5 separate regions of the Mus musculus genome follow, and all the other regions are linked to region 1. Evidence: chromatin loops called from intact Hi-C (ENCODE). Cell type or tissue: gastrocnemius. All regions are shown on one strand.

Region 1 (5,000 bases):
CTCTCACATAGCACCTTTTCTACTTTTCTTTTGAAAAATATTTTTGTTGCTATTATTATTAATTTTATTACGTTTGTGAGTGTGTAAAAATCAGAGGACAATTTTGTGAAGTGAGTTCTCTCTTTGCTTCACCATGTATGTTCTGAAGATCAAACTCAGGTTTGCCAGTGACTGACTTTATCCCCTGAGGCACTGCCAGCTCATGTCTAGCATCTTTCATTGAGCATCTCCCTATCAGATCAGGACACTTATGTTAGCGCCTCCATTATCATTTCTATCATTACTACACTCACATTAGAGACTGTCTATCTTCCTTACATGTATGTCTATCTTCCTTACGCGCGCGCGCGCGCGCGCGCGTGTGTGTGTGTGTGTGTGTGTGTGTGTATGTATGTATGTATGATCTAGGAATGAATTTTGGTTAATCTTGTTTGTCAGCTTAGCAGGTTCTGGATTCAGCTAAGAGACTCCTTTGGATGGGCATGCAAGGTTACTTTCCGGGAGAATTCAATAAGGGCAGTGGGCACCATCTTCTGGCAGACTCCCAGGTACAGACAGGTCTGTGGGGAGCAGTGCCCTCTTGTTCTCTTGGCTGTCTTGTGCCTCCCTGGGATCTCCCTTGATGCAGCAGCCACCACCCTTGGCTGCCATCGGAACCCAGCTGAAGACCAGTGATTTTCTAAGAACTGTTTGGGTGTTAGCACCAGATTAAAGATGTCATTCAGCTCCGAGGTCTGAGCAACTAGAGGTTCTCAGGCTCAAACAGCCATTGTGGGTAGTCTTTGCAAGATGGTCTAGGAAATCCCCTTCATCAGCAAGGCTCTGGGTTCTGTTCCTCTAGAGAACTCTAATTGCCCATCTTCTATCTTTAATTATCTAGTCATCTTCAATGTAGTAAAACACACACTCGCTCTCTCACACACACAGCATTACAAATAAATGATTTATTCAATGGTCTGCCAGGCCTTATGGCTTATTCATATCTCTGTCTTTTAACATAAGTGGCCCATTACTAGTAGCTGAGGAAATTAATACTTTTTAAATTTTTTTTAAAGAAGAGACAGTCTTACCCTGTGTCCCAGGCTGGTCAGGAAACCAAGCTCCTGCCTCAGTGCCCTGCGTCTGGGCTTGCAGGTGTGTGGTGCCAAGCTCTGCACCTCATCCCTGTCATCTACACTCTCATATCTCATCTCCACTGGGCACTTGGTGACCTGGTGATTCAGCGAACTCTTACTGTTAGTCTCTCTTATACTACTGCTCATATTTGTAAAAAGAATCCAATTCTAGTTTCTCAGGACAAGGAAGTGTGTTTCCATCGCTGTTCCTGCACATTTTACGCACGATGTTTAGTGAATAGCTGTTGATTGAATAACCAGGAAGCAAAGCCTGGGTCATTTCCTTCCAACTTTTATGGCATTTTACTTCCTGAAACAGTGTCTGGTTCCTCCTGCAAGATTATCTGAAGCTGTGGGACGCCCTCTTTGCTCCAATCAGGGCCTCTAGTTCTGACAGGAATCACATCCTTAGGTGTCTTGAATGACACACTCTGGAAAGCACCTGGTCACTGAGTTTTGCAAAGAAATGGCACTGTGCCAGGGCTTGCTCCCTCCTTCTAGCAGCAAGCAGCGAGGACTCTTTCCATTCTGCTAGCCAGCAGCAAGCAGCTCTGCTTTCCTCACTACCAAGCCAAAAAAAAAAAAAAAAAAAAAGGTAATTGCCTCTCATCTGTTTGAATAACCTAAGATGAAGCTAAATAAAGCTATTCAACAGGAAGGAAGCAGCATTTGGAAGTGCTCAAACAGCACAAATACCGAAGAGGAACCGGAAAATTCCTTTGCACCTATTATGAATACCTGCTAGGACCTATAGCCAAGTGACAGAGATGATAAATGACCAGGAAGTAAGGATTCAGTCTGGCAGATAAGGCTAATTGCAGAACTCTGAATATGAGTGCATCCCGCCTTCATAGATTTTAATCCCACTATCATTTTATCATCTTTGAGGGTTGTGTTTATTACCGATGTGGAGGGAGTGAATAACACTTTGCTTATATTATATATATATTATATTATGTTATATACTATTTCCTAAAGGTACTGTCTGCAAACATTCAGTGCAGCCTTGGTCCAGGGAGTTCTCATCACTTGTGATTAAACACTGCCCCCTGGTGGCTCAGAGGGATCTCACATTTTTGTCCTGAAAGGGAAGTGAGATGGGCCAGTCTCCCTATCTCCTTTGTAAAGTCTTCCCAGTGCTATCCTCTCCCCGCAGTGATATTGTACACCTTCGTGCGTTCCTCATGTCTACTCATCTTTAGCTCTGTCCAACGGTTAAGGAAACCCAGCGAGTTCCTACTGTGTGCGCGGCGCTCTGCTGTCGCTTCAGAGGAAATTCTCTGAACGTTTGTCAGTTGCTGTTTCTCCATTTTCCTAACAGGTTCTGACTTTCGTCACTTGTTGAATACAAACATTCATATTCAGTCTCATTGTTTACTGTAAATTTACCCTCATAGATTAGATGTGCAGGGAGTGAAGTGGGCGGAGACAAAGCTCATTTCCATGTAGTTCCTTCTGTGTTTCCAGTAACTATCTAAACATTTGGCACTTAACACCCCTCAGTAAAGTTCATGGGATAGGTTAGTGATTTCAGTGTCGATGTGGTAGCCGTGGGCAGTGATGAGCAAAGGGTGATGGGAAGAGAAGAGAGCTGCCCATTCTGAGACGTTCAGGGGACGGAGTGGTGTTCCCAGGTTCCCAAAGGAGGGCATTGGAATCAGTACACGTGCTGGAGGAGGGTCCTCAATCCAGGAAAACTGCACGCACAGATGTACAGCTGGGAAGGACCTGGTGATGGAAAGCTATGACCACTGCTGGTCAGCAGCGTTGGAGGGAGAAGCGTGGGATGATGTCTGCATCCTGCCAGAGGTGCTGAAGGGCAGAGAACACTATCTGTGGGTCAGTGGCAGCCACTGTTAGAGAAGGAAGTGGTGACGTTTGCTTCCTAGAGTTCTGTTTTCAGAAGAGAACAGCGCAGTATCCAACCAAGCTAAAGGCTGGTTTCTATGCACTTATGCACAGGGTGTGGCACACAGTCATTTCTACACACGTGAAAATAAGAGTTACAAAGAACGAGAATGAGATAAAGAAAGATATTTTTGGGAATGGCTGATGGCAGAGGGATGGAAGGGAGGAGAGTGGCTATGGTTTAGTGTTTGGGAGAGCAGAGAAGAGAAGGCAAAGGTGGCCAGCCCCCTCAGGCTGTGTGAGCACTGGGGAAACTGTGCACCCATGGTTTCCACGAGGGCTTCTGCCAGTCTCAGGGTTGCTTACTGAGCTCACAAGGTTGCAGTAAAGTTCTACAGATTCTGTACTCCCTTCCCAGGGCGTACTCATTCTGGGCTCTGTTTAAGTTACTTCTCCTCAGAGCCTTGTTTGTGTCCCCTACAGACCACCACTGACTGGCTTAGATCTAGCCTATACTTGGAAAGGCTTTAATTGTGAAGCAGGAGAAGAAAAGCCTCTGAGTTATCTATTATATTTTGTTTATTATTATATTTATGATTTTTTGAGATGAAGTCTCACGTAGCCCAAATTTGCTCCATCATCAAGGCTGACTAAGAACTCCTGATCCTCCTGCCCTCACACCCCCTAGTAGTAAGGTTGAGTTATGCACTGCCATGCTTGGCACAAATACATTTTAAAAGCTTTGTCTTTTAAATTATTTCTAGTATCACTTAGAGAATGAAAATAATTAACTCAACCTACTCCTGGTGGTGTAGGGTGTACCACTTGGGAAACTCAGTTTAAAGCCTGCTTGGAATACAAGAGAGCTCAAGGTCAGCTTGGGCAACATAATGAGACTCTACTGTCACCACCACCATCACCATCAACAACAACGATAATGACAAATCGACTATGCATGTAGACTTACTACGTGCTACGGCGCCTCACGTGAGACTAAGGTTTAATCTTCAGTTCAGCAAACCCTTTTTTCTTCAAGATGTGTTCATTTGAAGTTACTGTCATTGGTTATGGTATAAAATCACCAGGTTATTGTTCCTTTTGCCCTAATACAGTATGCACATGCTTAGTGACTGATAGTCAAGTTATTAATCCTTTGAGATTTCTTATTTGGTACTTATTGGCTTTAAAAATACTTTTCACACTTTGTGATCATATTTTTTTCCACTCTTCCAGCTCCTCCCAGGTCCTCCTCACCTCACTACCTATGAACTTCATGTTCTTTCTCTGTCTCTCAAAAACCAAACAAAAGCCCAATAATCAATCAATCAGTCAATCGATCAATCAATCAATCAAACAATCAATTAACCAACCAACCAACCAACCAACCAACCAACCAATCAATTAAAACATAGAAATACAAAGAAAACTGAAACAAAATCCAAACCAAACCAAACTTGGATCTTATGCAAGAGCAGGTAATACTCTTTTCCATTCATATTCACACACACACACACACACACACACACACACACACACACACACACACTACTTAGGGGTTTATTGTTGTGAAAAGACAACATGGCCAAGGCATCTTTTATAAAGAAAATTTTAAATGGGCCTATCTTATAGGCTTAGAGATTCAGTCCATTATCATCACGGTGGGAAACATGGCAGCATGCAGGTAGACATAGTGCTTGAGGAACCAAGAGTTCTACGTCTTGATCGGAAGGCAGCCAGGAGGAGGCTGTCATCATCTGCACTGGGAAGAGCCTGAGCACAGGAGACCTAAAAGTCCACTCCCACAGTGACACACGTCCTTCAACAAGGCTACACTTTCTAATAGTGCCACTTCCCACGGGCCAAATATTCAAACACATGAATCCACAGGGCCCAAACGTATTTAAACCAACACACTCAGAGATACACTTAAAAATTAGATATCACAGTTTAAGGAAGACCAGTCTAGTCTCTTATTCTCTGGAGATTGTGCCTGGGTCTCTGTGTTAAATTTATGGCAGTTTGTCACCTACCACAAAA
Region 2 (5,000 bases), 470 kb before region 1:
TGCATGTTGCGAGCCATGCACAAGTGGTGGAAAGCTGCAGATTGCGAGCCATGCACAAGTGGTGGTTCTGCATAATTCTCTTCTCACGCATGCCCGTAGCTCCCACCTGCCCAGACAGCACCATCTGAATTTCTATAGAAAAGACATATTTTAAAACTCTGGTCCTTCCTTTTGCATTTCACTGTGCTCTAAAAAACTATATTTCCCTGAAAGGGTGTTAATTTCAGCTCAGGCGATAGCTGTCCCCAGCATGGACGCATGGGGACACTTACGGGAGACACAAACTGGATGAAGACAGAGCAGGTGTGACCTTAGAGAGCCGAGGGAGAGTCAGTGATTTTAATTGTTTTTGATATCTACTAATTTGTTTAGTGTGTGTGTGCGTGCGTGCGTGCATGTGTGTGCATGTGTGTGTGTGCGTGTGCGTGTGCGTGTGCGTGTGTGTGTGTGTGTGTGTGTGGTGTGTGTGTGTGAGATATGGTGCACATGTGGAGGTCAGATCAACTTAAAGAAGCTGATTTAACCCTTTCATTGTATGGGTCCTGGGGATTAAACTCAGGTCATCAGGCTGGATCCCAAGTGTCTTTACCCACTGAGCCATCCTGCCAGCCCTTGCACAGTCTTTATATGTAGTAAAGAGCCAGGGGGGCAGCTTGACTTTGATTGTGAGGCTGTAAGACTGGGAATGTGGAGAGAAAGGCAGTGAAAATCTGAGCCATCTCACCGGCCCCAGTAAAATCATTTTGATTGTGAACTTTTGTGGGAAATGGGTGGAGAATTAGAAACAAACAGTCCTTGCAGGTGCTGGTAAAGAGCACAGGGGCTTACAGGACAGAGCCAGTGCAGCCAGGGAGCCAGGGATTGATTGATTGATTGATTGACTGACTGACTGACTGACTTACTTACCGTCTCTTACCTATTCCTGGGTAGCTAGCATTTGTGTGAAAATTCAGAGATGAGAAAGGATTAGATACTGAATTACAAAATGAAGACAAAGAATGCAAATGAAAATACATGTAGTAAAACTAGATGAAGGAGGAGTGAAAATATTTAAATACAATAGGAAAATCTCAAAGTTTTTTTTTAATTTTGATAGGCTTTCATATAGTTTAGACTGACTTCAAGCTTGCTTTGTAGCTGAGGCTGTATTTGAACTCCCAACCCTCCTTTCTCCAAATCCCAAGTGATTACAGGAATTACCACCTTACCCAGCTTAGAAAAGGACACTTTAGCCGGCCGTGGTGGCGCACACCTTTAATCCCAGCACTTGGGAGGCAGAGGCAGGCAGATTTCTGAGTTCGAGGTCTACAAAGTGAGTTCCAGGACAGCCAGGGCTATACATAGAAACCCTGTCTCAAAAACAAAGAAAAAGAAAGAAAGAAAGAAAGAAAGAAAGAAAGAAAGAAAGAAAGAGAGAGAGAGAGAGAGAGAGTGAGAGAGAGAGAGAGAGTGAGAGAGAGAGAGAGTGAGAGAGAGAGAGAGAGAGAGAGAGAGGGAGGGAGAGAGAGAAAGAAGAGAAGAGAAGAGAAGAGAAGAGAAGAGAAGAGAAGAGAAGAGAAGAAAAGGATACTTTTAAAGAAGGAAATAGGAAATGTCAAGTAGGCACAGGAACACGGAAAATAAAAACCTATCAAACAAACAATTGTAGTTAAGAAAAGGGCAGAGCCAGGTGTGGTGGCTCACAGCAGTGACACTGTGCTTGGAATTAGAGGCAGGAGCTTCAAGACCATTGTCAGTTACACAGTAAGTCCAAGGCCAGTCTGACAATTTGAGATGCTAACTCAAAATAGCAAAAATCAAACAAGGAAACAAAACAGACATCGGGCAGTTTCGAGGGGACAAATCACAAAAGCAAAAATTGCATATTGAGACTTAAAGGACAGCTCGGCTGCCTCACAAGCTCAAAGAGCAGAGTTCAAACCCCAGAACCCGACGTAGAAAAATGGCGGGCATAGTGAGATTATGAACCCAGTGCTGGGGAGGTGGACACAGGACGATCCTTCGAGCCTAGCTAAACTGGTGTGCTTCAGCCAATGAAAGATCTATCTCAAAGGAAAATGGTGAGATTTCGGAAGAATAACGTGTTCTCTCTCTCTCTCCCTCTCCCTCTCCCTCCCCCTCCCCCTCCCCTCCCCCTCTCAAATTAGAAATAAAGAAATTTTTTTTTCAGAAATAAACCCAGGGCTGGAAGTGTGGCCCAGCGGGAATGCCAGTGCTTGCATGCGTGGGCTCTGTGCTTAGTTTCCAGCTCCAGAGCCAATCATTCACTTATATGCCCTGCAAGCACCTTCCGCTGTACTGACTTGCCTCCCGGTTTATCTTTTCCCTGTATGCCTGCTCTCTTCCTTACAGCAAGTGACAATATCCTGGATTTGTCTCTCATCTTTTCTCTCATCTTTGTTACCCATTTGAAGCCTCCTCTAACCCTCCGTATCAATGTTACTGACATTCTCTCTCACAGTGAAACCCTGATGGAAAGAAAGGGGACGAGACCCAGAAGGAAACAAACATCTCCAAAGACCAATGGCAGTGGATAGTGGTTTTGTTTGTGGTAGGGCCTGACTATGCAGCCCAGGTTTGCTTTGAACTTAGGATCCTCCTGCCTAAACCTCCTTAGTGATGGGATTACTGCCTCAACCAAGACATCTAGCTTAAGACTCCATTTTTCCTGACTCTGAATCTCAGGGCCAGCGACAGAGCACAGAAGAGACCTGTCAAACGTGGCCTCTTTCTCGCGCGCGGTAAAGAGCCAGGCAACCTAGAAGGAGGTTTCTGAGACTTTGCCGGCAGGGGGCGATGCGGCGCCACCAGTTTCCAGGGAGCGCCTGGAAGGCAGACATTGAAAAAGGAGTTCCTACGCATTAAATATTGGAAGAAGTGGAGGGCTACAGGCAGGAGGCTTGATATTACAAACAATTACCTGGGGCAGGATTGGTTAGACTCTACAAAGGTTAGGACATAGTTAATAACCACATTTTTAAAATGCAGCTGTAAAGAAAAATGAAATCATGATACAGAAAAATCGATGTAAGCAGAAATCCTTATGTTAAGCAAGAGCAAGCCAGACTCAGAAAGAATGTGCGTTTTCTGAAACACAGAACAGAAATTTAAAATTATGTGTGTGTACATATATGTATGTGCCATCTATGTTTGTTTGCAAGCCATTAAACTAGAGAGGGGAAGCAGAGAGGAGAGGCTGAGCCCATAAAGGCAAGCAACTGAGAGATGAAGAAAGGATAACGGATATATGTAAAGAGAAAGCGAGGCTTCGGCTGGCTGAGGGAAGAACGGAACCAATGGTGGAGAGAGGGGAAAATAAGAACAGACCATGGTATCTATGAGTGAAGATATCATGGTGAACCCCGGTATTTTGTATGTTTACCTAAACAACAATAACAGCAATGGTTGTCTCTGACACTGGCCAACTTGGCGCTGTATGGTGCTGACTGGTAGCAGCCTGCTTGAGACTCAAATCATACTCTCCTTTAGCGGCAGCCTTTAGCAGCAGCCCCCCTTCCCCTCCCAGGATAGCACAGCCCGGGAATTCAGAGATGCCATTTGCATGTGATGGCCTAGTATTACAGATGAAGCTGGCCCATAAATGACACCACAGTTCACCACAGAATCCCTTCCAGAGCTTTCCAGAACATTTCTGAAAGCAATACAGAGAAAGAGCTTTCATTTTCTTTTTTTTCTTTTCTTTCTTTCTTTTTTGTTTTGTGTTTGTTTATTTGTTTGTTTGTTTCGAGACAGGGTTTCTCTGTGTAGCTCTGGCTGTCCTGGAACTCACTCTGTAGACCAGGCTGGCTTCGAACTCAGAAATTCGCCTGCCTCCCAAGTGCTGGGATTAAAGGCATTCGCCACCATGCCCGGCTGAGCTTTCATTTTCTAATTGCCTTTTGCAGTGATATTTTTGGTGCTGTGCCCTTTAAGGGAGCAGTGCCCAGGTCTTGGGAATTGTTTCCTGAAGTGGCAACCTGCTGAGCCTCTGAGTCCCTGTTTGTAAATGCCAGCTGCCTGCCAGATGTAGCACGCTATCTTAGACATACAAAGTATTGCATTATTTATGTTATGTATTTTACTGATTATGTCACATTTTAGGCTAACATATCTGCCATGCATACTAACTGCATCTCTTACTTCAAGTATAAGGATGCTCTTCCCTGGTAAGCCTCTCTCACTTTGAACCTCAGCACCAGAGATGTACATGTGCATCTAAAGTCTGACAGTGAATTCTTTTCCTTCCCTGCTAACGCCAAAGCTAAGCTGAGAAACGTGTGTCTCTGCACTCCGTTCCAGCTGGTGCTACCAGCATCCCTGAAGCCAGAGGATCAATGTGGCTGTGGAGACCTGGAGACAGGAGGTGATGGCCAGCCCGAGGAAGTCGATGGGGGAGGGGAGGGGAGAAGAGGAAAAAGAAAAAGAAGAAGAGGAGGAGGAAAAGGAGGAGGAGGAGAAAAATAAAGAGAAAGCGAAAAGGAAAAAGAAGAAGAAAGCAAACAAAACAAAGCCTATTGTGCTTGTGTTAGAACTCCATCATGGTAGAGGGTGGAGATTCAGGGAGAGACCCTGCGTTAAGGGAACGCCCCGGCGAGTGAGGAGACCGGACACCAGACATCCCCTCTATGCTTTCGTGCTCACAGTGCACCCACACCACACACCAAACAACAAACAAATACATTTAAGTCTAAAGTAAAACACGGGTTGAGGGTGTACCTTAGTGTTAGGTAGGCTGCTTGCCTACCATGAGTGAAGCCCTGGGTTCAATTCTCAGAGCTGCCAGAAGAAACCGGGTCGCAGCGTTAGCAGAGCAGAGAAGGGCTGTCATGTGGAGCCTTGATTTTTCCAAATGACAAGAAGCACCATGCGGTGGGCATCACGAGGGGCTGGGCTGTCTCCTCTGGCCTCAGGGTGAAGAGCAGACTGCGGAGGAGGAGAGGGGCTTTAAGTAGATGGCTTAATGGGGAAAGAAAAGAGTCTGTTAACAGCATCCAGCTTTC
Region 3 (5,000 bases), 360 kb before region 1:
TCTTACTCTGCATTACTCTTTGATTTCTTGTGAGTCAACCTTTCCCTTTCAGGGAATTCAGTGCTTGCTGACTCTTACAGGGTTTTTTATGATTGTGAGATCTTTTTTTTAATATTTTATTTTATTTTTTAATATTTATTTATTTATTTTATGTATGTGAGTACACTGTAGCTGTACAGATGATTGTGAGCCTTCATGTGGTTGTTGGGAATTGAATTTTGTCAGCACTGCTTGCTCTGGTCAACTCCACTAGCTCAGTCCCTGCTTGCTCCAGCCCATTTATCTATTTATTATTATACAAGTACACTGTAGTTGTCTTCAGACACATCAGAAGAGGGCGTCAGATCTCATTACGTGTGGTTGTGAGCCACCTTGTGGTTGCTGGGATTTGAACTCATGACCTTCAGAAGAGCAGTCAGTGCTCTTACCCACTGAGCTATCTCACGAGTCAGATTGCAAGATCTTTTTTTTTTTTTTTTTTTAAATTTATTTATTTATTATATGTAAATACACTGTAGCTGTCTTCAGACACACCAGAAGAGGGAGTCAGATCTTGTTACGGATGGTTGTGAGCCACCATGTGGTTGCTGGGATTTGAACTCTGGACCTTCGGAAGAACAGTCGGGTGCTCTTACCCACTGAGCCATCTCACCAGCCCAGATTGCAAGATCTTAAAGAACAACTTATCTGTCATTTACAAATGAAAACTAGAGTAGGCTTGTAGAGAGCTCTATCCGTGGAGAGGGAATTTAATGGTAGAGGAGACGTCTCTCCAGACACCGTAAGTGTCTCCCTGGCCTGACAGCCTGTGTGTCTTCAATAGATGGTCTCAGGTATCAGTTTTGTCTGTGGTGTTTGGAGGGAGGAAGAGGAGATGCTCTGAAGTAACTGGAGACTTAAAGATGGCTCACCCCCCTTGGAAGATTAAAGATTTAATGAGGCAGGTTTCTAGGAAGAGGGCAGTGAGCTGTTTGGAACAGTGAATGTGTTTTGCCAGTGTGTGTGTGTGTGTGTGTGTGTGTGTGTCTGTGTCTGTGTCTGTGTCTGTCTGTCTGTCTGTCTGTCTGTCTTCTCCCTGAGTGAGGTACTGACGGATGCTACGAATCCACACCCCTCATCTTCTCTTGTTACCATGTCCCTTCCTGCTTTGTCTCCTTTCTTCCTCAGTGACCCCAATGTCACTCAGTTCTGCTCTATCCTGGATCTTCTGCCAAATGAAATGGGTCATTTCCTTAGCTTCCGTTGTTCCTGGCCACCTCGAACAGGTTCCGAGTTCATTTTGCCCCAAGGTTTTCTTCTTTTCAGTGAGCTGATCACGGGGGCACGGCAGCCTTTGACAGCTCTCCACAGCCACTGCTTCTGGTCCCACAGTGCCACACTCCCATTTAGGAACACTGTGTATTCTCCCACACAGTGTCTCTGTTGAACCTTGTTTAAATGGGGCCTCTGTAAAATTACCTGGGATTGTCTATGCTACTGAAGTCCAGTTTCCAGATTTCAAACTGTCTGAAGGTGGTGTGCTACTGCTGTTCAGTGATGACCTAGCCTTGTAGCTGTACCTCAAGACGAGGCACAGAAAACTGCAGTGGTGCCATGTGGTCAGCCACCGCCACCCTCCATCCTGAGGTGGTTCCGCTGCCATCCACGCCTCCAGCTGGCTGTTGGGCAGTGTGTAGCTTTCGTGTTCTCCCCAGCCCGTGCTATTGACTACCCTGCTGCTGGAGGGACTCTGTAGATGAGCCCTGTACCCTGGCCATGGCTCCATGCTAAGCACAGCAGGGGCCCCCTGGTTAGTACTGAAGACGGAAGCTTCAATACTGCTGCTGAGTAGATAAGTAAGGAAGTAGCTAAACTTAGCAGTAAGCCCAGGAGGGGTGGGGTAGTGATGCCCAGTGTTAGTCACCTGCATTCAATCCTGCTGATGCCGACTCCCAGCCAGAGACACAGAAAGCTTCCATGGACCAAGCATTAGGCCTGGCGCTCTACCCTGCGTGCATGTTGGTATTTCTCTAAGACAAACTGAATGGAGCACACAAGTGTGTAGAATCAAAAAGACTTTCAAGTTTTAAACTATGCAACCTTGGAGGACCTTAGTTTTCTACTAGAAATCACTGTTCTCATTAGATGTTGATTTAATTTTGCTTGTTTGCTTCTATGGAATATGTTCATAATGAATACAAATGATTCCAGTGCAGCATGCTTTAGGCAGGAAGATGGACTATCACATGGGGACCTGAAGGTCTGGAGGGCTCAGATAGTAAGGAGGGGGCTCTGCTTAACTGCCTTAGTATGTTTGTTTGCTCAGACTGGGCTTTACCAAGAAGTACGAAGGTGGCCTGAGAGAAGGTTCAGGGGCCTGACTAACATTTGATCAAGCAGAGACTCTCTTGCCAATTTCCCCTCAAGGTGGCTGGTGTGGAAAAACCTGAATAGTCACATTGTCATTTAAAATAGCTTCCATTGGATTTTAGGAAAGAATATTAAAATCAAAGAACAAATGTTTGTTGGCTTGTTTGTAGTAGTCTCATTTCTTACCTTTTGTGATTTGCATGAAAAAGCAATATATTTTCTCCCCCAAACTAGATTGTCCTTCCATACTAAGTCCATTAGTGAGTTTATAGAAGACATGTATGTTCAGGACCACGGAAGAGTCGGCTTGAAGACTGCTCCTGACCTCATCTCCAGGGTTTGTAGCGTTGCCATGGTTACCAGATTGCAGAGGTCCAGGTATTGCTTTCTGCTTTTCAGGGTTGCTTTTAGATCAATGACTTGGAGGGCCTCCTGCGCTGGTGTGTGACTCTGGTGGCCGCACAGCCTCTGCAAGCCACTTTCCTTATGTCTAAGTGGTGATAGAAATCCCCATACAGTTACTGAACTGCAGTGTAAATGACTGTGTTTGGACCTCCTAGCTCCTGGCCGACCAGCTGTGGTTAGCAGTTTCTCTGAGATAAGAGATGGCTGCATAGTTCACTTGTGATTTGAGCATCTTCTATTTGGTTCTTCTGTGCCTACATTTTTCTGCCCCAGCTGAGGATCTTAAATTAACAACCTGCTCCTTTCAAGTCTAATGTCAGTGATTTGCTGCCCCCTGCAGGTTAAAGTGAGAAAAGCTGGCTGACTTTGCTAGATCAGGTCATCTCAGTTGTCCCGAAGCCAAGTATGGCATTATCTTTCTTGATGGTTTAATGAACTATTTCAATATTCCTTGTCTGAAATTTTGGGCCACAAGTATTTCAGGTTTTTCATTTTTTTCATTTTTCTGATTAGGGAATATTTGTGTGTGGACTTTACTGATTGAAAAAGCCTGATTTAAAAATCCAGAACGCAAAATCCTGAAACATTACAATGTTTTCGGATTAAGTATTTCCACCCTTTGTCAGCCCCCCTCTTAGATTGTTTTTGGAGTTGAAGATCCTTGTGCGTTAGCAGTTGGATACTGCATTGATCCCCTTGCCTGTTTAGGCGTGCACAGTTCTGTTTATTTAAAAGCATGGAAGAGCTTTTGCTACAGAAGGCAGAGTTTAGCACTTGAGTTCTGTAGCTCCTCTTTGATTTGAGTCCTGTTGTCATCATGAACCTAATCTGGAGCCACTTGTTAGGATCAAGCCACATGACTTCAGCTCTGCGTTGCGTCTGCGGTGGTGGTGCTCATGCTTGGTGGTTTGCGTCTGCAGGCCCTCGCTGCGTTTGCGAGGCAGTCTGAGATGGAGGATGAGCCCGGGAACACACACAGGCTGGGCAAAAGGCAGGAGCTGCCCCCATGGCTGGATGCTGACCTACGGGCTGGACTGAGTTTCTAAAACAAGGAAGTGCTGAAGGATTTAAAAGTAGGGATCAGATTTCTGCTGTGCAGATAGTACTTGCGCAATCCTCGTGGGGACTCTAGGACATCTTAGATACTGTCCTATTGCTGTGAAGAGACACTATGACTAAGGCAACTCTTAAAAGGAAGCGTTTAATTGGGGTTGCTTACAGGTTCAAGCACAGAAGCAGTCAGACCTGATGCTACAGCAGTAACTGAGAGCTTTAACATCCTCATCTGTAGGCAGCCAGCAGCAGCCAGCAGCAGCCAGCACAGATACTGGCCTTGGAAGGGGCTTTTGAAGCCTGAAAGCTCGCCCCCAGTGACACACCCCCTCCAGCTAGGCCATACTAACTGATCTTTCCCAAATAATTCCACAGACATGGGGCCAAACATTCAAACATATGAGCCTATGGGGGCCATTCCCGCTCCAGCAGCCACCTCCCTCTCCCGCCCCCCACAGGCGGGTAGCCATAGCATATGGAAAGTGCTTTCAGTCCAACTTCAAAAGTTCCCATAGTCTTTCACAGTCTCAACGGTTTAAAAGTCCAACTCAAATTAAAATCAAAATGCAGATGACATACTTTGAGCATAGGGGACTGAATATATATTACATTCCGGGGGTGGGGTTGGGGGGTGAGGGAGCAGAGTGTGGTGAAGAAACACTGGACCAGAGCAAGGCCAAAGCCCAGAGGAGAAGCAAACTCTAAAACCCACAATGCTGTCTGATTTAGAAGGTATCGGCCGGCTCTTCCTTCCAGCCTTCTGACTGCAGCACGCGTCCCTCTCTTGGGCTGGCTCCACAGGCTGTGTGCAGCTCTCCTTGAGTGGTACCCCACAGCTCTAGCCTCGAGTCCCCTGCCACAGGGCTGTGCGCTTTGGCTTTCTCTAGTGGACAGAAGCCTCCTCACGGAGCTTCCCTCGATTGTCTCTGCAGTATCGGCTCCGCTTCGGGAAACCGTGAATAATTCTGCTTGTTGGCGCACTGTGAATAGACTTGTTTGTATTACTCTTGCTCCATTAGTAACTCTTTCACATCTTGTGCGTGGGCCACTATTTTGGTACTGTCATGCTAGTGATTATGATAATTATTAATTGCCTTTAAAAGTTAGTACACAAGAAAGCCCATGTCAAGTGCTTCTGGAATGTGCACGCTACACGTGGCTCTTGTTGCTTCGTGTATTCTTGTACACGCGTA
Region 4 (5,000 bases), 320 kb before region 1:
GTTTATTTACAAAGTATAAAAGTAACATTGACTTAAAAAGCACAGGAAGGTATCATTCCCAAGGATTATATATATATATATAATACATAATATAATACATATAATTATACATATATATATATATATATAAACCACAACATATATATCATTAAAAACACAGTTGGCTTGTGTTGTAGATAGATACAGTTTGCAGTTACATCCCTGCAAAACACTATACTTCTTGGATTCACAAAGTCTTGGCCTAAATTCTTGGTTTTGTTTTGTTTACTAGGTATATTTAAAATTTTAAAAAGTTTTCATGTGCATGTTTGCACGTTTGCATGCTCAGGAGAGCAGATGATTCTCTGGACTGGAGTGTAGATGATTGTGTGCCGCTTTGTGGGTGCTAGGAATTGAACCCAGTGTTCTTAACTACTGAGCCATCTTTCTAGCTGTATTTTTTGAAAAACTACTACATATCTGTTTTCTCCTTTTCCTTTTATTATAAAAGAAAGCTGAGCCATGAGACTATTGCAGGGTTAAACAATTCATTATTTAAAGCACTTGAAAGTAGCCCTTGCCAGTAAACATAACGTAGTTTAGTTGTTACTACTGAAAATTGCTATATTTACCTAAGTGTAATTTTGAGTCTTTCCTTATTGCCTCATATGTTCACTGTATACACAGTATTAACAATTCTGCTAATATTTTATATTATGGTTATATATATATTTATAACTTACTTAAATAGAAAAGGCCTGCCTTGCAAATGCTCAGGTTGATAATGCTACGGTGGGCGTTTGTAACTTTGTGCTTATGAAAGCAAATGTAGAGGGTGTCCACTGGGAGAAAGCCTCACACAGCTCACCTCTGACAGGTCTACTGTGCCTGTCCAGATGACCTCCCAGGGACTGTGCTGTGACGTCCGTCTTCTTACCACCTCACCCCGTTTTCATCATGTGTGTATTTGCTCTTACTGGTCTGCATTGCTGGGGGTGGAACTCAGGGCCTAACACATGCCTGTGCAAGTGCCTGCTGCTGAACTCTAGTTTCTTGATGTCAGGTGACTAAACCAACCTTCAGGAATTGGGAACTGGGATTGATATTCCTCATCCCTGATATTAAGTCAAAGTTGCTGATGTTTGTATATTTTACTTGATAAATAAGCTATAAGATATACTTGTAGTCACAAAAATTACACTTCTAGCATGCATATTGGGGTTTAGGTAAGAGTTCATTAGTAAGATGGTTTATGCTTGATTTCCTCTGAAGATGAACATTGCTGTTTCCTAAATGAAGCTCTTTCCCCTGAGATGGGTTTCCCATGATTCACTGAGGGACTCACTCGTCTACCCTTAGTGAGCCTACCAACTGTATGAAACACCTTTGAACGGTCTGGGCTTTGCTTCACCACTGTCTTATAGTACGCTGACCATTCTGTAGTTTCATGAAGTCATTTCTGAGCCCATTTTGTCTTTGTAGTTACAACTCTTGGAAAAAGCAAGGTTAGGATTATTGCATGAATCCATACATGTGTGTAAGAATATATGTTGACTTAAATTGTAATAAAACTTAGTTTGATGGTTGAGTAATTATGCAAAAAATAGCAACTCAGATGCCTATTTTTGGATTTGAAAATATGTATATGTAGTAATGAAATTTCAAGTGATACACACTAACTTTTTTTTTTTAGCATATATTACATTAGTCTTAAAAATAATGGGTTTCCCTGTTGGATTTTCATATATGCTAAGAAGTCAGAATTGATCCACATAATTTTTTTGTCCTAATTTTGTGGGTGTTACTATATAAAGCAAACTTGGATCTAAAGGACCTGTGGGTTCTATGGTTACTTGTGTGTTCATGTGGCCACATCTTTTCCCAGCTTTGATGCTGCTATTTTTTCAGTTATTGAGCATAAGGGCCAAATACTATTCATTATTGTGGTCAACAGAGCTCATTCTGCTATATGAGGAACGGGTAGACATCTGCTGAAGATAGTTCTGTACATGTATTTTTCTGTCTCTTTTTCCTTTGTGGGGTAGGGCATCACAGCCTGACCTTGCCAGTGATAAATTGTTGTATCTGAGTGACATCCCAGTCTTTCCCTCCTGAATTCTAAATCTCTCTTATGTCAACTTAGACACTATGACTTTATAGCATTGGGGACGGTTAAGTTTATAACCCATGTTAACTGCCCACAGATGGCAGTGTTGAGCAAAGAATGGTTTTTTTTTTTTTTTTTTTTGGTGTTCTGTGGCTAGTACTGCTGCTTCCTTACACTAGAGGGCGTCCTGTCCCTCCCTCTTCAGCACGGTCAGAGAGTGGTTTGCACAGTAGACCACCCTCTGCTTTAGAGTATTGAGAATACTGACACTATAGGACACTTGGTAGTTTTACAAATTTTCAAAATATCTAAGATGGATTTCATACAAATTTTAAGTATTTTTACTTTCTTGTTAAAATTTCTCTCTCCCTCTATCCTTCCCTGCCTTCCTTTTTTCTTTTTAATTTAAAATTACTTAGCTATGTGTGGTGGCATAAGCCTTTAATCCCAGCACTCTTTGTGAGTTCAAGGCCAGCATGGTCTGCATAGAGAGTTCCAGCATAGCCAGGAGTCTGAAGAGAGACCCAGTTTCAAAAGACCAACCAACCAAACCAAACCACACCAACCAACCAAACCAAACCACACCAACCAAACAACACCAAACCACACCAACCAACCAAACCAAACCACACCAACCAACCAAACCAAACCACACCAACCAACCAAACCAAACCACACCAACCAACCAAACCAAACCACACCAACCAACCAAACCAAACCACACCAACCAACCAAACCAAACCACACCAACCAACCAAACCAAACCACACCAACCAAACAAACCAAACCACACCAACCAACCAAACCAAACCACACCAACCAACCAAACCAAACCACACCAACCAACCAAACCAAACAACCAACCAACCAAACCAAACCACACCAACCAACCAAACCAAACAACCAACCAAACAACACCAACCAATCCAACCAAAACAACAGAAGTTTGTTTAATATACACAAGTGTCTTGCCTGCATGTTTGTGTGTATATGGTGTGGATGCTGGGAATGGAACCTGGGTCCTCTACAAGCGCTCTTAACCACTGTGCAATCTCTCCAGTCCATGATAAAAGATTTAAATTAGTCATTGAGTTTTTTATGAATACCAAAGGATTTGTTTCAATATAAAAGAAGAAATGATCTTATTTTATATGTTTTATATAAATGTAATAAAATCATGTGCTTCATTCTATTTATTTATTTATTTAGTTAGTTAGTTCTGGTTTTTTGAGACATGGTTTCTCTGTGTAGCCCTGGCTGTCCTGGAACTCACTTTGTAGATTAGGCTGGCCTCGAACTCAGAAATCCACCTGCCTCTGCCTCCGGAATGCTGGGATTAAAGGCATGTGCCACCACTGCCCAGCTATGTGCTTCATTCTTACCCTTCCAGTTTTTTTCTTCCCAGTTTCCTATTGAACACATGACAAATCATTGATATCTTAGAAATTATTAAGTTTGTAAAGGAATGTTAAAATATAGTTCTGATTTTATGCCATCCCCTTTTCTTTACATTGTAGAATTCTGAAATAGTTACTAAGAGTTAATAATAATTTTTTTCTGAAACATTCATTTCTACAGTGAAAATTGTCAAAAGGCAATGAAATAGTAAATTGAAGTAGATAGACTTCACAAGGGAGCAAGCTTTTCTTTTTTTTAAATCATGTGCTACCACCACCTGCACTTTATTGTTTTTTAGATTTATTTATTATCTGTAAGTATACTGTAGCTGTCTCCAGACACTCCAGAAGTGGGCGTCAGATCTCATTACGGATGGTTGCGAGCCACTATGTGGTTGCTGGGATTTGAACTCAGGACCTTAGGAAGAGCAGTCAGCACTCTTAACCACTGAGCCATCTCTACAGCCCCGGGAGTAAGCTTTTATCAATACTTAAAATTTGGTTAAAAGTAGTCCATTTTCACAAAGGAAAGCTAGTTAGCATGTGCTATATTTGAAGGGTAATCATATGATCTGACCCATTTAGCTCCATTTCGACTTTCAGCTTGGACTTAGTTTCTCTGATTGTAGGTCTTTATTAGCACCCATGTTTTGCTCAGAAATAATTGCTACCTTCTTTTAATGTCTTTGGGTTTTTTTCCTTCTAAGTGTTACATTAAAATTTCATTTTTTGTTCATATTGTTTTCAGGCTGTGATTATAGCCTTCTCACTTTTTAAAAAATTAGCGTTAAGTAACAGGAAATAAAAGAAACTAATCAGATTTGAGCAGAACCTGATTTATAGGCTTTGGGGACTGAGTCAGTGTGGGTTTTGCCTTCTTTTTGAGGATGGTGAGCCTGACTGTTGGTAGTGTGGGCAGTGAGTCTCTGCTGACATGTCCTACTGCCTGAGCTCTGACTACTCAAACAGATACAGCTGACTTCTCCTGCCGTTACAGATGGTTGTGGATTCTGGAATTGAACCCAAAGCTTTTGGAAGATGTAGCTCTCCAGCCCAGCTTTATTTTTAACATTGGAGACAACCTATATATTTATTTTTAAGAACTAGTTAATGATTAAAGAGTTACCATGGTATATTTTTACCACAGAATACTGCCTAGCAAGTCCATATTCCAAGTGTCATTCCCAGCTATACACTGCTAATGTCCTTTTTTTTTTTTTTTTTTTTTTTTTTTTTAATGTACAGAATGGTGCCTTGTGTCAGCCTTCCAGCAGGTGGCAGGCATAGGTACTGTATTGGTAACTTAATGTTGCTCTCTGCTCTTGGTTGATTGCTTCATCATTTAGGAGGGACTGTAACCATGTCTCCATAGACAAATAGAAGTCATTATTCCTGAATTCCTACATAACCTCCTTCCCACTAAAATATAGGGGCTTAGGGGCATTGGTTAAGTGCTCTGGTTGTGCAAGCATGAGGATCTGAGCAGGGCATGCGTGTGCCTCAGTGCTGAGGTGGGC
Region 5 (5,000 bases), 870 kb before region 1:
CAGAATCCTTAGAAGATGGACACAGTACTGTGCTTCCAGAGCCTCAGTGCTCTATGATGGAGATGAGAGACTCCCCGAGACCTCACAAGCCCGATACACAGAACTGACACCTAGCGCGCACACACACACCACTTATTTGAAGACCATAGGCTTCATTTACAAAATGCTAAGTGTGGACACAAACAGGTTGGTTAGAACTAGGTATTATCTTCTAGACTCAGCCTTCCCCACAGTGATAAAGGAACTGATGGCGCCATGTTGTGCGGCCTTGGCCATTTGTATCTAAACTTACTTTGAGTAGTTTAAAAAGAAAATAGGACAGCTGCTCTTCACCCTGCTGTTTACTTAGTGAACTAATATTTATTGAGCACCATAGGCAAAACACTGAACAGCCTGGAAGCAGGGCACAAGAGCTGGTCCATTCATTCACTGAGAGCTGGGTGGGCACAGGTTGGTGTGTGAAGGGGCTGGAGTAGCTTCAAACGCTGTCTTCAGATGTTGCAGGATGCAAGCTCTGCCATTACAGTTACTGTACATTTCAAACCGTATCTCAAACGGTCTCTACAGAACTCATTGTAGGACTTGCAATGCCAACTTCTGTCTCAGTCTCTCAGACCCTTCCTATCTGGGCTGAATGGCTCCCACCAAAGAGTATAAAAATATACAGCAGCATTTGCACATTCACCCAGGGAGCTTCAAGAAATGTACCTCTCGGACATCAAAGAAATCTCAGAATTTGCCATAAGAAGTGGGAACTCCAGCTGTACACACTGACAACCAGGGTAGCCACACCACCCAGGAGAAGAGAAACAGGAATGTTCCGTGGCATGTCTGCGTCGGAGGATGCACTTTAGTGACCTTCGTGCATTAGGTCGGCAATCGTGAGGGATGAGAACTGACTACCAAGGGAAAAGATATAAACCTAAGAAATAACTAATTTGTCTGGGCAGACAGTCTGTTTTTGTTGATGGAGCTTCCTAATTTCTTACCTGTTCTTTTAGATCCTTACTGTCCATTTGAAATCAACAGTCATTTGCAGGGGAGGTTGTTATCTAGTGGAGGTTGTTTGAGAACCTTCTACTTCCAGATTGACTGGGAGGCTGTGAGTCACTGTAATGAGAGGTGAGCGGGAGTGAGGATCCGCTGAAGGTGTGGGGTCAGCACTGCCCTCTGTTGGGGTTTTTATCTCAACAGTGTGCTGACACGTGAGTGGGTCCTGTACTGTGGCCTGTCACTCAGAACGTTTGGAAGCACCTAGACCATGTCAAATGATCCCCAGTCCATCCCCTCAGCCACTGCTCTGGGACCCTAAGAAAGCCAGCTTGACCCTCGAGATGGCACCTTTTTGTAAACCTGGTAATGCACCCTCACACCTTGAGGGACAGTTGTGAAGTTATTAAATGTGATTCCACGTACGAGAGCATGCACTCTTTTAACAGACATCCATTCCCTAGACTGTAAACACAGCGAGAGAAGTGTTCACTGCACGTAGGTATGGGTCATGATTGCGGACACCCTCCGCTCTGTCTGACCTGCTAACACTCGAATAAGGAAGTTCAAAGTGTGAAGTGCTATGCACAGACACGTATTATCTGATGAGCACTGCATTTACACGTTTTGTCACAGTTTATCAGATGTGTATACATGCAGCTTTTCATTTCATTGGACCCACAGTTTTCGGTAGAGCCTGATTCCCACTTTGCAGAAGCAAGTGATTAAATTTGTACGGCTTGCCCAAGGTTGTTTATATTGTGACAGAAAAACAGTGAGCTGAGCATAAATAATAGAGGCTGCTTGTGAGCAAGATGAGTAAAAGAATCCACAGAGGAGAATGGCAGCCTAGTCTATGGGCCGGTGGGAGCTGAGGCACAAGAGGGACACTACTCCTTCCTCAGCCACAGCGGTGAAATGTGAGAGAGGCACCAAGCTGTCCTGGCTCTGCACGTCACTTGGCCAGCTTTGGGAGGGCAGAATCTAGCAGACTTTTTTCCTCTGGTTTCTTTCTTTCTTTTTCTTTATTAGATATTTTCTTTATATACATTTCAAATGCTATTCCGAAAGTTCCCTACCCCTACCCCTGCCCTGCTCCCCTACCCACCCACTCCCACTTCTTGGCCCTGTCGTTCCCCTGTACTGGGGCATATAAAGTTTGCAAGACCAAGGGGCCTCTCTTTCCAGTGATGGCCGACTAGGCCATTTTCTGATACATATGCAGCTAGAGTCAAGAGCTCCGGGGGTTACTGGTTAGTTCATATTGTTGTTCCACCTATAGGGTTGCAGACCCCTTCAGCTCCTTGGGTGCTTTCTCTAGCTTCTCCATTGGGGGCCCTGTGTTCCATATTATAGATGACTGTGAGCATCCACTTCTATATTTGCCAGGTACTGGCATACGAGACAGCTATATCAGGGTCCCTTCCTCAAAATCTTTCTGGCATATGCAATAGTGTGTGGGGTTTGGTGGCTGATTATGGGATAGATCCCCGGATGGGGTAGTCTCTGGATAGTCCATCCTTTTGTCTTAGCTCCAAACTTTAGTGAGGTAACCCAATCACAAAGGAAGTCATTAGATATGCACTCACTGATAAGTGGATATTAGCCCAGAAACATAGAACACCCAAGATACAATTTGCAAAACACAAGAAAATCAAGAAGAGGGAAGACCAATAGGTGGATACTTCATTCCTCCTTAGAATAGGGAACAAAATACCCATGAAAGGAGTTTCCTCTGGTTTCAAATAGATTGTTTCCGAACTACTATGGAATGTGACTGGGACTCTGAGAAGATGCAGTTCCTGTCATGACCACGAGGTGATGCAATGACCCAAAGTATGGGCACTATGGTACTCTCCAGAGAAAACCAATTCTGTAGAAGGGTAAAAGTTAACTACCAATTCCACAAGACCTTCTGGAAAGTCAGATTCCTGGTTCTGTCATATCTAGGTGTGATGTTCTGTGTATTCTGAAGTTGGGGTGTGTCACTGCTGTGCTGTGTGTGCTGTGCTGTGTGTGCTTTCGCCCTTGGATGCTGAGTGGGTTGGGAGCTTAGGAACCCTAGGCATAGAGACAAGATGCCATGGGCCTGATCCTGTATTGATAGATCAGTGCTGAATGGCTCACGGTGACTGTGAACCCCTCAGTCACCCAGTGCACTTTTGGGGTTAATGTGAGAAAACTCGCTGCAATGTTGTGAGTTTGGGTAGCTCTGGCAGAAATTGGGAATACACAGGAAACCTGACTCAGGAGTCTGTCTACTGGACCAGCAACAGTACCCCAGAGGCGCTTATAAACCTGGTTTTCATCACTTTCCCTTGGTTCGTAGGTGTGGTGACCATGGACAGTTTTACTGGGGGTTGGTTGGAGGGGAGCTTGAATCAAAACAGGAAGCTGTAAGCTAACACAGGAGTTTCGGTAGCTGTGTGGTCTTCAACCACGAGTTAAGCATTTGCTGCACTCTGCATTTTTTATCTTTGGGCTTATACTTATCCCCCAAAACACACAGATCTACAAAACTCATAAGTATGATGTGTTGTTTTAAACAAAATCCCAATTGTTCAATTTTACCAATGAAAACTTGGGAGCCAGATGCTGCAGATGCTGGAGTTAAAGCCTGCTAGCTCAGACAGGCAGAGAAAGCACCAACTGACCTTCCTCCTTAGTGGACCTCCCAAAACCGAATGTCCCTCCCTTCTACTTCCTGTGCATCTGCCTATCAGGTCCTCCTGACTCCCTCTTACTATGTCTTTTTGTTAATAATCACATATTCGCTCCCTGTCAAATGCCTCTTGACCTATGGTTGATTTTACTTAAATCTTGTTTACAGTATTCAAGCAAAAAGTTCCTGGATTAAAAGTGTGTGTTAGGGCTGAGCTACACCACAACTGGAAATAAGTTTTTCCAATAAATAACACAATCTCGGGGTCCACAGTGTGGTTACATATCCTGCAACAGTGGTGCCCACCTGCATCGTGAACTCTACAGCGTTCATTCCGAATCTGCTTCTCAGGAGCAGGAAGGTCTCCCAAGGGAGTGCTGTGCAGAAGCGGTCCCAATGAGGATAGTGCGTGAGCACACCAACCCCAAAGGTACACTGGGTGATGGAGAGGCTCACCACCCTGAGCCACTCGGCACTGACGGATCAATACGTATCAGGATGGAGGCAAGTGTTCTCTTGTTTCCATACCTAGGGTTCCCTAGCCCCCCACCTGCCCAGCATCCAAGGCACAGCACAGCACAGCAAGCATTAGCAGCATTCATGGCTCTTCCATCTTTTCATCCGTGTGTGTTTCTCTGGAATGACACATCATCAGGAAGAGCAGCAAGCAGTTAACCAGGAGAGGAAGAGCACAGATCAGAGCCCTGGGCTCCCAGAGTCCAGGGTGGGCCAGCCATGTGGTCCCTAGGTTGAGGGTGCTGGAGCACCGAGGAACTCAGACAGCATCTACAGTCGTCCTAACCATCCAATCTCACCTAGGAGTCAACAGGACAAAATGCACTTCTAGAATCCATGGATTAAGAAAATAATTGACTAGGGATTCTTATTAACTCAGGAACCCTCAGGCCACACGTTTACCTCTATAGTAAATTCCTATCACTGCAGTGCCGGCCATGGTGGGACTGGCTGAGGGGAAGTGGAAGGATGCAGGGTTCGTACAAGGTCCTAAGTTCTGGCAACAGGAATGAATGCTCACTCGCATTGCCAGTAGAAATGCAAAATGTGGTATAACTACTTTGAAAACTAGTTTGGCAATTTCCTACAAGTTAAATATGTGCTAAGCATACGACCCAGGAACTCTACTGTTGCATCTGTATTTACCTAAGAGAAAAGAAAATGCGTGTCCACAAAAAGACTCCTAGACAAAGGTTCATTGCCGCTTTATTTATTATCACCCCAACCGGAAGCAACGCAGATGTCTGCCAGCGGGCATGTGAAAAAGGAGACTGGTGTATTCATAGTAGAATACCACACTACCAAAAAAGAGAAAAGCTACCAATGCACAGAG

What was found. Hi-C counts contacts between places; a loop is a spot of excess contacts. Peaks named below come from ENCODE experiments on the same cell type or tissue, not always from the same donor. Only the 100,000 strongest peaks of a DNase experiment are listed, where the experiment ranks them.
Region 2: it touches region 1 in a loop (10-fold over the local background); 30 of 42 quality-filtered maps call a loop at or near these places.
Region 3: it touches region 1 in a loop (9-fold over the local background); 3 of 42 quality-filtered maps call a loop at or near these places.
Region 4: a loop joins it to region 1, with 9 times the contacts of the local background. A loop is called at or near these places in 37 of 42 quality-filtered maps.
Region 5: it touches region 1 in a loop (3-fold over the local background); 4 of 42 quality-filtered maps call a loop at or near these places.

What each region holds. Positions count from the first base shown.
Region 1 is chr3:8,592,060-8,597,059 of GRCm38, reverse strand. No RefSeq gene overlaps it. Among named protein-coding and RNA genes, the nearest start is that of Gm32496, 33 kb to the left of the region's middle. In gastrocnemius, a CTCF peak has its summit at 2,166 (motif pointing left); DNase peaks (open chromatin) are centred at 583, 1,590 and 2,169; H3K4me3 peaks cover 1,012 bases; H3K27ac peaks cover 1,050 bases.
Region 2 is chr3:9,065,048-9,070,047 of GRCm38, reverse strand. 4930539M17Rik (RIKEN cDNA 4930539M17 gene) reads right to left here. Exons shown (of 3, transcript NR_040597.1): 2 at 4,717-4,923. Among named protein-coding and RNA genes, the nearest start is that of 4930539M17Rik, 5.6 kb to the right of the region's middle. In gastrocnemius, a CTCF peak has its summit at 2,779 (motif pointing right); a DNase peak (open chromatin) is centred at 2,793.
Region 3 is chr3:8,955,918-8,960,917 of GRCm38, reverse strand. All of the region lies in intron 1 of Tpd52 (tumor protein D52), which reads left to right. Among named protein-coding and RNA genes, the nearest start is that of Tpd52, 5.7 kb to the left of the region's middle. In gastrocnemius, a CTCF peak has its summit at 3,094 (motif pointing left); DNase peaks (open chromatin) are centred at 1,752, 3,093 and 4,684; H3K4me3 peaks cover 662 bases; H3K27ac peaks cover 2,434 bases.
Region 4 is chr3:8,913,709-8,918,708 of GRCm38, reverse strand. All of the region lies in intron 1 of Mrps28 (mitochondrial ribosomal protein S28), which reads left to right. Gm52601 (a long non-coding RNA gene) reads left to right here. Exons shown (of 2, transcript XR_003954436.1): 2 at 1-1,792. Among named protein-coding and RNA genes, the nearest start is that of Gm52601, 7.4 kb to the left of the region's middle. In gastrocnemius, CTCF peaks have their summits at 2,228 (motif pointing right) and 4,749 (motif pointing right); DNase peaks (open chromatin) are centred at 2,266 and 4,776.
Region 5 is chr3:9,464,317-9,469,316 of GRCm38, reverse strand. All of the region lies in intron 4 of Zfp704 (zinc finger protein 704), which reads left to right. Among named protein-coding and RNA genes, the nearest start is that of C030034L19Rik, 64 kb to the right of the region's middle. In gastrocnemius, a CTCF peak has its summit at 2,813; a DNase peak (open chromatin) is centred at 2,805.